2 separate regions of the Mus musculus genome follow, and region 1 is linked to region 2. The links are chromatin loops, found by intact Hi-C in ENCODE. Cell type or tissue: heart. All regions are shown on one strand. Each heading gives the region's core, and the rest is flanking DNA. Links, peaks and the distances in the headings are about the cores only. Region 1 holds the start of Rapgef5 (Rap guanine nucleotide exchange factor (GEF) 5). Region 2 overlaps Rapgef5 (Rap guanine nucleotide exchange factor (GEF) 5).

Evidence for each region. Peaks named below come from ENCODE experiments on the same cell type or tissue, not always from the same donor. Only the 100,000 strongest peaks of a DNase experiment are listed, where the experiment ranks them.
Region 1: it touches region 2 in a loop (1.8-fold over the local background); 4 of 42 quality-filtered maps call a loop at or near these places.

Annotation. Positions count from the first base shown.
Region 1 is chr12:117,532,987-117,535,896 of GRCm38, forward strand. Rapgef5 (Rap guanine nucleotide exchange factor (GEF) 5) reads left to right here and starts at 942. Exons shown (of 26, transcript NM_001373989.1): 1 at 942-1,247. The coding sequence starts at 1,032. In heart, for the core only: CTCF peaks have their summits at 987 and 1,728; DNase peaks (open chromatin) are centred at 985, 1,355 and 1,555; H3K4me3 peaks cover 1,670 bases; H3K27ac peaks cover 1,417 bases; H3K27me3 peaks cover 552 bases.
Region 2 is chr12:117,668,631-117,671,540 of GRCm38, forward strand. The region is part of intron 9 of Rapgef5 (Rap guanine nucleotide exchange factor (GEF) 5); the gene reads left to right. Among named protein-coding and RNA genes, the nearest start is that of Rapgef5, 140 kb to the left of the region's middle. In heart, for the core only: no CTCF peak of the experiment used is centred there; a DNase peak (open chromatin) is centred at 1,211.

The DNA of each region.
Region 1 (2,910 bases), core at 316-2,815, 140 kb before region 2:
AGTTTAGGGACTACCTGATTTCCTCTTAGTATTTATCTACATCAGGCTGAATTTCCCTTTTCTTAAGGGCAAGATCTCCACTCTCCCTACTCGGCCACATTTCCCGTGTGCACTTGGCCAAACATCTGCTGTGTGAGATAGTAACCTTGTCAAGGATCCTTACTTGTCATTTTAAAGGTTTTTCAGATCTTTGGCGGTCATAGGTAAAGAGTGGGTCTCAGCGTCCTAGTGCTGAGGGGTTAAAGGCCTTGTTGAAGATTCACAACCCCTTGGAGTTGAAGGCCTTCCTGGAATGGTTTCCACTGAGCACTCCACAATTCCTACCTCCTGGAATTGTATAAGCAGTGATTCATGCTGCGCTAAGCCTTTACAGTTTACCAAGCACATTCACCAGACACAGAAGGCTTCCAGGGAGGTCAGGTTCCAACATGTCAACAGAGATTCATCTTCGGGCCACCAGACTTGCACCTATTTTACTAAGCACCCATCAAACCCAACTAGTTTTCTCCGCTCCCCCTTTTATGAGGAGCGCGCCTACCGACCACTGAGTGGGCAATGTTGTCCCAAGAAACCAATTCTGAACATTTTCTAGGATACCGACTGTGCTGTGGGGCTAGGCTAAGCGCCGGAGGGAGGAAGACCTCTGAGCCTTCTGGGTCGCAGTCCAGGCCACTCCTGGCTGGAGCAAAGGGACTTTTTAGACTCGGGGGAATGGGTCCGGGAGGAGGTTTTTGGGAATGGCGCACCTATGCAGGCTCAGAGCACTCGCCGCTCCAGGGCCCCTTCCGCGGGCGGTGGGAGTGTCTCAGCCGTCCGGAGGTGAGCGGCGGGGCGGGGCGGGGAGCACCTGGGCGGGGCCGGGGCGGTGCGCGGGGCCGAGGCTCCCAGCCGGGCGCGCGCCAATGGGCAGCGGCTGGCAGCGCGTCCCGCGCCTGAGCCGCAGTCGCGCCCTCTCGCTGCCTGGCGAAGGCGCGGAGGCGAGCGCGGAGGAGAGCAGCCGCGGGCGCCGCCGCAACCGTCAGGGCATCAGGATGGCGGTGGGCTCTGTCAAGATGCAGCCGCCTTGCGAGAGTCCGGCCCTGGCCTCGGCGGCCCCGGCCGATGGCCCTCTGCGCCGCAGCCCGAGCGCCCGGGAGCCGGAGCGCGAGCCGCCCGCCGCGTCTCTGCGGCCGCGCCTCAGGGACCTGCCTGCGCTGCTGCGGAGCGGGCTCACGCTGCGGAGGAAGCGGAGCGCCGCCGGCGCCCGGGTGAGTGGCCCGGGCGCGCACGTGGAGCCCTCGACTGCCCCGCGGGCCCGCCACGCCGTGGCTGGAAGTTGGGGAGGTGGCGGGACTCCGCTGGAGCGGGGCCTGGGACGTCGGGGTTAGGGGGCGCCCCTCGGGCTGCGACGGCCACCCTTCCCCCTAGATGCACCTGAGCGCACCCGGGCGCCGGGGCATCGCAGGAAGAAGGGCTGTTTGCTGCTTTCTGTGGGGAAGCTGCAGGTGTCCGGTGACTGAGTCAACCAGCCCCGTCTCACAGAAAGTCTTAGGCCTCCCGCAGGTCCTGTTTGCAGGTGGCCTGCGACGTGCGTGCTTGTTTTGGAAGACTCAGCAGTGTCTGGGCGTCGGGACTGCCCTGGCAGCCGCCACTGCTGAGGGGGAGACTTAGGAGTTGGAAGAGCTTGGGTGAGCTGCTAGCGCTGGGAGCACTCAGTACTCCGGGACGCCCCCTAGAGCGGGAGAGGGTCGGACCCCCGGGAATCTCAAATATCGACTTTCTGATGGTGTGTTCAGATATGACTTCCTGGTGAAGGAGCATTCCTTGTGTTGTAAGTGCATCTCACGACCTGAGCAGGCCAGACATGTTTTTTATGTTAAAAGGAGGGCCTGCTTGTCATCCTGGTGATCCTCAAGCCACTCAAGAAAGCCCCAGTAAGCTCTCACTGACTTCCTTCCTACTCAGCAGAGCTTGGGAATACCTTGGTACATCCTACTCATACTTTTTTTAAAAATTATTTTTTGATTATTATGTAGTATTTACTGAAAAATCGTAACAATGGTGTGATTTTTTTTTTTTTTGACTAGAAGTCTTAGTTATATGTCATGAAAGGAGACAGTAGTTGGAGACTCACAGCTCCTGTGATGTTATTGGCTTGCGGAAACCTAAGGGCTGAGGAAGCATTTGTTCTGTCGTGGCTTCCTATAGATGGGCAAGGATCTGAATTGCTACAGTTCTTGTTCTCCAGGCTGTGTTTTCCCTTTCCTAGGTATTTTCTTCTTCGGTGCTACCTTAAAGGATTGTTCTTAGGATTCTCTCATGCAATTAGATAATTTTTAAGTCAGCCACCAGGAAAGTTTTAGAATTGCCCACACAGTAATCATGGTTTTTTAATTCACGTTACATTCCGCTCACTGCCCCCCCACTTCCGGTCACCTCCTCCTACAACACTTCGCCCCTCTCCTTCTCTGAGTGGGTGGGCTCCCCTGGTTTTTTTCCCTACCCTGGCACATCAAGACTGCAGAGCTAGGCACGTCCTCTCCCACTGAGGCCAGACAAGGCAGTCCAGCTAGAAGAATATAGCCCACAGACTGGAAACACTTTTTGGGATAACCCCCTCTCCAGTTGTTTGGGACCCATGTGAAGACCAAGTTGCACATCTGTTCCATATGTGTAGGGAGGCCTAGGTCCAGCCTGTGTGTGTTCTCTGGCTGATGGTTCAGTCTCTTGAGAGCCTCAAGGATCCAGGCTAGTTGACTCTCTTGGTCTTCCTGTGGAGTTCCTAACCCCTTCGGGACCTCAGTCCTTTCCCCTACTCTTCCATAAGAATCCCTAACTCCATCCACTCCACACAGTAATCTTGATGTGTGGTGTATAGGATTGCTTACAAAGAAAGGCAGGAAGTGTGTCCTCAAGATAGGGTGGCTAAAT
Region 2 (2,910 bases), core at 195-2,694:
ATAAAACACTGAAACAAAAGAAAGGCAGTAACCTAGGACTGCAGTGTAGCTCAATGGGAGGGGGCTTGTCTAGCATGTAAAAGACACTGGATTCAATCCCTAGCAACTCGGGGGATAGGGGGGAGGGAAGGTGAGAGGACAGACAGACACACACACACACACACACATACACACACACACACACACCAATGATACCTTGATTTGCCTATGAAGAATGTACTTGAATGCCAGGTGCTTGTGCACTAAAACCTTTGATGACTCTCTGAACTATTAAATGGCATTTTCACTGTAACTTGGCAAGTACACCTGACCTTTATTTCAGTTTTAAGTAGATCCCATTTCCGTCCAAGTCACTAATAAAGTTCCTGGCCATCAATGTTACTCATAATCTTGGCACACGAAGGAAATTTGCCCAGACCTGAGAAAACTCACCACACCCTGGAAAAATTCTTACTAGGTTTTTACAAAATGCATTCCCCATCTATTCCCCATCTTGCTGTGCTGTGTCCCGCCCTCTGTCATTTGCCATTTATGTGTCTTAACTCTGACTTACACCTTACATTCCACGCATGGCTAACTCGGGATCTCTATGGATGGATGCAGAGAGAATGCCTGGTTAATACAAGACCTAGGCTTTGAGATTGTCCTGGTACAGAACAGAGGAACCAGAAGCCATGCCTTCTCTTTCTGAATGCAGAACCACAAGATGCATGTCTCAGCCCTTGAGACCCCATGGAAGGACAAAGGCTTGGGTATAGGCAAACATCTGCTGTGTATGCTTTAGCTGAAGGCAGGAGCCACAGACATGGGAATTGGGACCCTTTGGTTACTGAGCTGTCTTCAGGCAGAGCCCTGCATGTGGCAGTCATTTATTTAGCTACCACACATAAAGTTCACATCGTTGAAGCCCTGGATAATTTTAATGTTGACTTAGCCTTCTTTCTTCATGCACAGAGGCACGTTTTTTTTGTTTTTTTTTTTGTTTTGTTTTGTTTTGTTTTGTTTTTTGAGACCTGGTAATATTCCTTTATTATCACCTCCATTCATTGATAGAAACAGTGAGTGAACAACTGTGACCAAGAATGAAGCTACAGAGGTAGAAACAAGCAGCATGTGATGTGAGCCAGAAGACGCCAACGCTCAGTGAGGGGAGGATGAGAAAACAAGCAGGGAGAAAAGAGAAGGGCAGTGAATCCAGTGGAGAAAGTTGGACAGACTCCCAGAGGGGAAAGGCTGTGATAAGACGTTTGTTTCCAAAACTGTCCTTGCTCATGTGTCTGTAAGGCATTAGCACCGTGCCTTTCACTTCCTTGGTATCACTCTATTACAGCATTAATCGTAAATAACACAGGTCTTAAGGTAAAGGAGGTCACATGTTGCTATCTATCACCATTCCTGACTCCCCAACGGTCTAGCTATAAAACACCCCTAAATACCCTTCTATGCATTTTAATATAGACCTGGACCTCAATTAGTCGATGCCTCAATCTGTTCTGAAAACAAATTCCATCTGGAGGAGATGTTTCTATATGGATGTTTCTTGGTCCAGAATTAGGTATCCGGCAGCGTGCCAGAACTTAAGGCACATATCTTCATGATTGAAACTACCAACTGGAAAGACAACATATGGATTCTGTAGAGAACCTAGAGATGATTGACAGCTCCTCGCCCTTCCTGGCTGCTTCCAGTATGCTCATGGGGAAATTTCTTTATAACTTCATGACATACTAAGCTACCTGTCCACTGGGAGCAAATAGGTTTTCCAATTATCCCAGGTCTAAAAGAGTCTCTCCCTATACTGTAAGGGTTCGTTCCTAGCACAGTGAGTACTTACAGACACAACTTGTGTCAATTCTTTTTGTGTTTTGGCCCAGCTACTTCCCATCAAAGCTTGTACTAGGTTTTACTTAGTGATCAGCAAGCAGTACGTGAAAGCACTTGACCCAGAACGTTCTCACTCTCACCTTCACCCTTTCTGGGGATTCTCTAAGATCTTTGGCAAGTTGCTCTGTGGTTGGGGAAGAGAGAGAAATACCTTGTTGGACTTTACATGATTTTTAGAAAAGTTGTAACTTTTCTAATGTAATGTAAGTTTGTAACTTACACTAATCTGTTCCTCTTTCTTCTTAATCCATTTGCCTTCTTGGCCCATTTTCCATTCATTGACTTGAATAAATACTTTATGCATCAAGGTTACAAAACGTTATTGGTACATACAGTTTTCCCCCAGCTTGTCTCCTACTTAATTTATTTATTTTTATGAGCAGAAACTATTTCTCCTACTCCTCTTCACCTTAAAATATGCCTTTAAGATAGGAAAGCCTTCCCACTCCCAAGGCCAGGTAGACACTCAACATTATTGTCTTTTAAATTTCTTCTGGAACTGCCTTTTGCATTTAGGTCTTTAACATTTCTCTGACTTATTTTTTATAATGTAAAAGTCATATTTCTTAATTACCTATCACATGTATAAGTTTACTTTAGTTAATTTTTTGTTAGTAACAAAAATTAACTAAAATTATAGTAATAAAAACATTTATTACTTTGGAGAAATTGAATTTCCGTTAACAAATTTTCCAAGTTAAATGTTTTTACTATAAATTGGATGGTAGCTTTCCTTTGTAAGCCTCATTTCCATATATACTAAATTAAGATATAGATATCTGTGATTTCTTCCAGCTCTAAAACCATCCCTCCCCATACATGCACATACAAATTTAGAGCATCCACACTTTGAAGTATTGAATTCTTTAGGAGGGGGGTGATGCCATTTAATAATGGCAATCAATTCATTGTTTGGGAAGCTTCCAGTAGCTTTTATTTTTTTCCCCCCTCTGGTCTAATTGAGTATGCCTCTGATTGCCAAGAATCATTCTGTTCTTTAATGTTTTAAAAATAGCTAGAACTTTA